Linked DNA regions of Homo sapiens: region 2 is linked to region 1. A link is a contact called in ENCODE Hi-C or POLR2A ChIA-PET data. All regions are on one chromosome and are shown on one strand. Each heading gives the region's core, a stretch centred on a gene start or an enhancer-like site at or near the end of the contact. The rest is flanking DNA. Distances are from core to core; before and after follow the strand shown. Region 1 holds the start of PDE1B (phosphodiesterase 1B). Region 2 holds the start of PPP1R1A (protein phosphatase 1 regulatory inhibitor subunit 1A).

Region 1 (3,562 bases), core at 955-3,454:
TTCCATCAAACTGTGTTGTCTATGAAGTTTTCCCATTTATTAAATGAAGGGAATTAGAGTGGATGAACTCTAATGTCTCTTTCACGAATAACTTTGTGTGTGTGTGCGTGTGTGTGTGTGTGTGTGTGTGTGTGTGTGAATTAGCCTTAAAATGAATCAGGAGCAGGGGGTCTTGGGAGAGCAGGATGTGACACTGTGTTAACAAGAAATGTTGAGAGAGCCCTCTGGATGTATGTCTTGCCTCTTTCCCACCTATTCTAGTTTAAAGACCTGCCTAAATTTGGAAACTCCTTAGCTCTAATCCTAATTTACTAATTAGAGCTCTTTAGCACCATCCTAATTTGCAATTCTTTTGTAGTTTCCAGCCCATTTCATTTTCAGTTGATAAGGAGGAGATTGCTCCCAAATTTTCAGAAATGGACTGTGTAGGAGTGTGACTAGGGTCTCAGATGCAGCCATTTCTTGGCTGGGTCTGGGGAAAAGCCAAGGGATGTGTGCTAAAGGTAGATGGACAGAGGGTGGGAAGTCCCTTATTATTTCCACTTTTTTCTCCATCTCTGACTCTGCCATCTCTTTCTGCCTCTGTACTTTCTGGGAGCTGGTTCTGCTGATACTTCTGCTGAATCTAAATGCTGACCTAACTTGGCAATTCTTTTATGTTAGGAGTCTTAGCTGTGACAGTTCATCCGCTTCTTCGCCCTTCCATTTCACTTCTTTTCTCCTTCTCTGACTGGGAGAGGAGGAGCCTCCACTCAGTATTTAGAACAGAGTAAATACCTTCTCCTGATCACTCCTCCTTCCAACCTCCAGAATTTTTTGAAATTAAAATTCACATTCTGGGATCCTGGATTAGTGGCCTGTTTTGGATTCAGTAGTTAGTGAATATATCTCCACTTTCTGTTGACATAGGAGTTTCCCCAATGCCAAAGCAGGTGGTCATTAAGGGAGAGAACAATATGGAGCAAGAGAGGTGGTTCCTGCAAGAGTCCTAGGTAGGACTCGGTTGGATGGAGGAGGCTTTGCCCTTTTACAAGGTCTTGAGTTCAAATTCCAGTTCACTCCTTCCACAAATGTTTATTAACCAGCTAGGCTGTTTTGTGCTGGGCCTTTAGCTCCTAGATTTCTTTCTCTGAAGACAGAACAGAAAAAATGAGCTGGAAGTGCTTCAGGAGGGGTTTTGATATCAGGAATGCTTTCCTGGCTGTGTAGAGTTATTACCTAGTCAAAGAAGAAGATGTTAAGCTGGGTGCGGTGGCTCACACCTGTAATCCCACCACTTTGGGAGGCCGACGTGGGCGGATCACGAGGTCAGGAGTTGGAGACCAGCCTGGCCAATATAGTGAAACCCCATCTCTACTAAAAAATACAAAAATTAGCCGGCGTGGTGGCCCGCGCCTGTAGTCCCAGCTACTCCAGGAGGCTGAGGCAGGAGAATCGCTGGAACTGGGGAGGCAGAGGTTGCAGTGAGCCGAGATCGCGCCACTGCACTGCAGCCTGGGCGACACAGACTCCTTCTCAAAAAAAAAAAAAAAAAAAAAAAAAAAAAAAAAGATGCCTGCTCTGGAGAGCTTTGAACTTGGAAGAAATTCCTATCTGCTAGGCGGGCAGGCAGAAGTACCATGGAGAAGGCCACAGTCTTGGAGACAGGTGGGGAAGATCAAGCTGAGGGACCCGAGGCCAAGTGTGGGATGCCATCACAGCTCAGGGCACACCCTGAACTTTTCCAAGACAGGAGCACAGGTGGGGTCTGGTCCGACTGGGTTCCGAGTCCAGATCTAGCAGGGAAAGATGTGTGCTCATCCCCTACCCCGCACTCAGACATGGGACACGCAGGCAGCTAGGCACACGTGGATACATGGAACCACAACCACATACACAGAAACTCAAAACACACGGAGAGAACCCACACAACCACCCACACCGAAGTCCAGCCCGCCGCCTCCGCTGCACTCTGTAAACACGCACTCACATCCGCCAGTACAGGGCACACGCAGCCACTCGTCCCCGGCGCCTGTGTGCGTGCGCTCGCCCTTGGGCGCTTCTGTCTGTGTGTGCCCCCGGCTTCCAATCGTTCCTTTGGGAGGGGGAGGAGTGGCTGTGAGGAGTGAGAGACTGGCGGGCAGGCTGAGGAGAAGGGAGGGAGAGCAGAGGGAGGGGGGAACCCGGCCGGGGGAGGAGGAGAGAGGCGAGGAGGCGGCTCTGGCAGCGCGCGGCGGCGGCGGCGGTAGCGGCAGCAGCAGCGGCGGTGCGGAGAGCTTGGACTGGGAGCCCAAAGCTCGGCTGGGCAGCGGGAGAGGAGGAGCCGCAGGAGCTGCAGCTCTGCCAGCTTGGGCCGAGCCTAGAGACACCGGCCTGGCTGGTCCACGCCAGCCGCAGGTGGGAAGGGCCTGGGATGGGGGGTGAGGGTCTCTCGGCTGGGGCTGAAGCTGAGCCGAGGTGCTGTCTCCTCCTTCTGTTCCGTAGACCGTGGCTGAGCATGGAGCTGTCCCCCCGCAGTCCTCCGGAGATGCTGGAGGAGTCGGATTGCCCGTCACCCCTGGAGCTGAAGTCAGCCCCCAGCAAGAAGATGTGGATTAAGCTTCGGTCTCTGTAAGTCCCCGGCCCGGGAATGGGGGGAAGGGACCTTAGGGAGCCTGAGCGGGAGGAGGAGGGGGGATAACTGGAGCAGGGCTGTGGGCTGGTAGATTCTCTTTGGCACAGATGTTGGCAGGTGCGAGGAAGCACGGCCCTGACACGCGTGGCCAGGCCACATGTGCAAGGCATGTGCGGAGCAAGCTGGCCAGTTGGAGCGGGCTTAGGAGTTGCAAAGGTAACGATGTGCCTGTGCCTGTGGACCCCAGGCTGACACACGCAGCGCCTAGAGGCAGCACAGTATATGCAGTGTGGCAGGGCTGCAGGAGGGCAGTAGAGGTGCCAGGCTGACTCACACATATCCATGTGCAGAGTTGTGCAGATGTGAGCCACATGACATGTGTGTGCATGAGTGAGCGTGGGTCACAGAGGTATGTGGAGTGATTGCACACAGCTGTAGATCTACTGCATGGGAATACTTGTGCCAACCTGTGGGTCATATGTATCTCAGTTGGGATTGGTAGTTTCTGCCTCATGCACAGGAAGTGGGGTGGGGGTTACCCCATGCCTGAGCTGCTCATCTCTTGGGGCCTGGAAACTCACTCTATGTATTAATGATGAGGGGACCCACGTGGAATCTGGAGGGGGGGTTGGAGCCCCCACCTGGAAGCTGAAGGAGGTGATGATGGTGAAGAAATATTGATTGACAAAGGCAAGGTAACTGGCTTAATCAGAGGCTTTTTGTTTATATAGGGTCTTCCAGGATCTCCAAGCACATTTGGGCATCTTTTCCTATTGTTGCAGTACCAGGGCATGTGGGGAGGAATAAATGGGGGAAGGAAGAACTCAGGTATCTGATACTCCAGTCCCAGGGGAGGAAAGGAACTTTTCCCCTGCTCCTTAGAAAAAAAAGAGGATTGGGTCAAAGACAAGCCATGCACCATGTTTATCTCCCAGTCAGCTGCTGCCATTGGGAAATCTCCGCAGTCTG
Region 2 (3,702 bases), core at 164-2,663, 39 kb after region 1:
AAAAAACACTCTCTCCACCTCATCCCAAGAGGTCACAAAGTTTTTTTCAGGTTGGGGGTGGCCAGCCAGAGCCTGGCAGCTTGTTGAGAGAAACAGAGAACTGACCTTGTGGGAAATTGATATTCTTTAGGAATGGGAATGTCTAGGCAAATGGACAGAGATTACAAAGAGATGGAGCAATAGGCAAATAAGCAAATATTTGGCAAACAAGGAGTAGTAAGGACCACGGGTGGCCACCCTCTCCACACATACGCTCACTCTCACCGAGGCATACACTTGCTCACACACTCTCATACACTGCCCCCTCTGCCAGGCTGCTCTGAGCTAAAAATAGACCAGGCTAGGAGGCTGGGCCAGGGCCCTGGACTCCCACCCCTTGAGCCAAGGCTGTCACAGTGCTTCTCCCTTGCATATTGTTCAGCTTGGACCCCAGCCCCTGGAAAGACTCCACCTCTGGCCTCCCAGTGCTGCTGGCTCAGTCCCACCTGGACTCCCCACTCCAAAGGGCAGGAGTTGGGAATAAGGGCCATGTGCGGAGACTTGAAGAAGGGAGCCTCAGCCTACAACTCGACCACCCCTCTCCCCTCTCCCTGGAGCCCCAGCCCTCTCAGTGGTCCTCAGTCCCTTCCTGTTATCACTTTCGGAGCCCAGCAAGGTGGCCCCCAGTTAGGAGGGGACAGGGAGAGCTGTTTCTCCTCTTCCAACTCCCACCCTTCCAGGCTCCCTCTCCATTACCGACCCCTCCCCAGGCCCCTCCCGCACTGCTGCTGATTCCCTTCAGCGCCACCACCAAGCTCAGAAACTCTAGTGGGGGTTGACTGGGTGGGGGATGCAGGGTTGTTTAAGGAGGGAGGGGTCGTGTCCTCAAGCAGGCCCCCTCCCCCAGGACTGGGGAGGAAGAGAGCGACTCTCGCGGGGCCAGGCATCGAGTGGAGGCGCTCTTCCTTCGGTCAGTCTCAAAGAAGCACAGATTCGAGATGTGGCTCCGACGGTGGGGGAGGGGACAGAAGACCCCCCCCCGCCCCCCGCAAACTGAGCGTTCGTCCTCAAAAGGGCGCACTGCTAAGGGAGGACTAGGCAGGGATCCTGGGTCCCACCAGTCCAGGGGTCCCTCGTCCTTGGCTGGGCGAGTGCCCTGCCGCCCCGCCCTGCTCCGCACCTGCTCCGCCGCCTCGGGGTCAAGGTGCGGCTCCAGCAGCGGGACCGTGAACTGGATCTTTCGGGGGCTGTTGTCTTGCTCCATGGCTGGGGCGGCGGCCGGTGGGCCCGCGCTGCGGCGGGAGGGAAGGCGGCGGGACTCGGGGCTGGGGCGGGCGCGCTCCCTCTCCGCTCCGCTCCGGCCCCGGCCCCAGCCCGGCGCGCTCGGCTCCCGGCTCCCGGCACAGCGCTCCCAGCTCGCGGCTCCGGGGACTCTGCCGCCGCCGATTGGCTCCGCACCCGCCCCTCCCGGCCCCCTCCCCCTCCCCCAGCCCGGAACCTTAACCCCGTCGTGGCTGCACCGGCGGCTGCGGGGGTCACCGCCCCGCGGGCCGCCGAGTCCGGGCGTGGCCCGGGAGCCGTCGTAGTGGACAGCTCAGGCAGATACCTCAGTGTCCTCGGAGTTTTGGGCAGGGCGTTGGGGTGGGGAGTGGCTAGGAAGAACTTCTCCTAGCCGGAGCAGGTTGTTGGGGCTAGGAAAGTAGAGGGGCGCTGCAGGAGAGGAGACTAAACGCGAGAGGAAGATTGCATTTATGATTTTAAAGGGGGTTGTATTATAGAGAAAAGATGGAAAGGGGATTTAGGCATGCAGCAGGAGGGATTAAGGTTAGACTTCGAGAGGGACTTTCCTTTGCAAGGAAAACACTAGGCGGAGGTAAAAACTTGGAGGGAAATACGAAGTCTGCACACCCGTCCTGTGTTCCCTCAGTGCCAGGGAGAGGAAACTGAAGACTTCAGAGGGTCTCCGGAGGGCGCGTTTCTCTCGAAGTGCCTGTGGGAGTGGGTGGAGGGCTTGGGGAGAGAGGACCATCTGGGACTCGACAAAAGGAATAACGATGGTGGGGAGCCAATCCTGCTTGTGAAATCGAGTTCTCTTTCTGCTTGCTAAATTAGGGGATGGTAAAGTAGGTGAAAGGCCTGCAAGGGGAAAATGCCTGGGGAGGGAGAGAGAAACTCCTTTGGTGGGGTGGCTTGTTTACAGATAGGGTTGGTTTCTAATTTCACTATTGGCAGGATACTGAAAACGAGCTGCTGTAACTGAAGGAATGGAGGTTAGACTATGGGAAGAACTGACTAGTTTGGTGGAAGACTAAGATGCCAGTCAATACGAGCCAGTGAGGGAGACAGGATATTCACAGGAGCTGGTGTGCTCGGTCTAAGGACTGGGGATCACTAGATGGGGGAGGGGATGTGCTGGGCACTGGGGAGGGGTAGGGCTGGATGCATCTTTTCGGGAGGAGAAGGTGGAGAGAAGAACTGGGGATGGGGAGGAGGGCACAGGGAGTCCTGGAAGAGGGGAAGGGGTCTGTCTCTTTAGCCTTAAACCAAGCAACTGGCAAGTGCCATACAGATTCATGCCTGGTTCTTGGAGAACCATATGGTCATCTTCTCCTCTAAGGTGTCAGCCTCAACTCTCAGTTGCCTCCTCTCCTGGGCAGCCCTTTCCAGACCTTGATTTCACAAGGCCCCTTCCCCTCTAACCTCACAAAATAACTTGTCCTGCCTTCCCCCCAGCCATATCTTTTTACACATGTCGGGCTCAGTTTTCTCAGGGTAAGGCTGGGGTTATGGGGACCCAGTGGGCCAGCTGGACCTCTGTCTGCAGGTTAACTGGCCCCTGTTTTGCTGTCACCTGGACTCCAGGATTGACTCCTGACACCCAGCCTGCACTTGCAGGGCCCCTTTGCTCTCTGGTGTGGCAGGGCCAGGTGGAAAACAGCTGGTTGGGCTTCCCCGTCTCCATTCCCAACCTTTGCGCAGATCCCCCCACAAGAAGTGACAGTGGAGAAAGAGATCGTGAAGGCCCTGAAGCAGAGAGGATAACGGTTGGGGGCTAGGGAGATACCTGGCTCATTAGGGCCCAGTTGCTTGCTCTGGCCTCCTTCCTACTCACCCCACCTCCTAACCACACATCCACAGAGCAGGATCCCAAATATCCTCTAAATAGGTGACTTGTCTATTCCCCATCCCATTCTACCAGGACCATGGGATGTGAAGCCAGGATTCCCACATCCCTATGTCTGGGGACTCAGGCTTCTCTCATGAGCCTCCATCTCATTTGTAAAACAGACAGAGGATCCCACCTCCTAGGGTTGAGTATCATCTTGGGTAGAGTACCTGGTGCATAGAAGGTCACGGTTAATTGTAGCTGCTGGTTTTATTGTTATTTCCTGGCAGGACGGCAGAGTTGAGGGGTGGTCACCTCTCAGAGTGGTTACCTCTCCACCCCCACCCCAGACATCCAGGCTGCCTAGTCCTCTTTCGTATTCCGTGCTCTCCCTCAAACTTTGGTCTGGTCATGGAAATTCCTCCCCAAGTCTCTCACCCACCCTATGTTGCCTTCTCAAGTCCCGGATTCTCAGAGTCCTTTGTCCTGAAAGCCACGGGTAAGGAGAGAGACCAAGAGAGCTTGAGCTCTGGAGAGATGGCTGATGAGGGGCTGCGTGGGAAGAGGGGTCCCGGCAGCAGCTGGTGCTGGGGTAGAGGCAGCGGAGGAGAGAGGAG

Evidence for each region. A loop is a pair of places that touch in the nucleus more often than their neighbours do. ChIA-PET counts read pairs that join two places held with the same protein, here RNA polymerase II (POLR2A). Pooled maps may share reads with other maps.
Region 2: a pooled map shows a loop between it and region 1 (2.5-fold over the local background). The contact joins the promoter of PPP1R1A here to the promoter of PDE1B in region 1. A Hi-C loop is called at or near these places in 1 of 168 maps with a recorded cell type or tissue (breast epithelium) and 7 of 50 pooled maps. POLR2A ChIA-PET finds 5 or more read pairs at or near these places in 6 of 52 experiments (A673, HEK293T, Panc1 and 2 more).

Annotation. Positions count from the first base shown.
Region 1 is chr12:54,547,397-54,550,958 of GRCh38, forward strand. PDE1B (phosphodiesterase 1B) reads left to right here and starts at 2,205. Exons shown (of 16, transcript NM_000924.4): 1 at 2,205-2,376; 2 at 2,464-2,589. The coding sequence starts at 2,477. It overlaps NCKAP1L (NCK associated protein 1 like), which reads left to right. Exons shown (of 31, transcript NM_005337.5): 31 at 1-847. RefSeq lists a silencer at 2,130-2,189 and an enhancer at 2,755-3,383.
Region 2 is chr12:54,587,246-54,590,947 of GRCh38, forward strand. PPP1R1A (protein phosphatase 1 regulatory inhibitor subunit 1A) reads right to left here and starts at 1,414. Exons shown (of 7, transcript NM_006741.4): 1 at 1,160-1,414. The coding sequence starts at 1,243.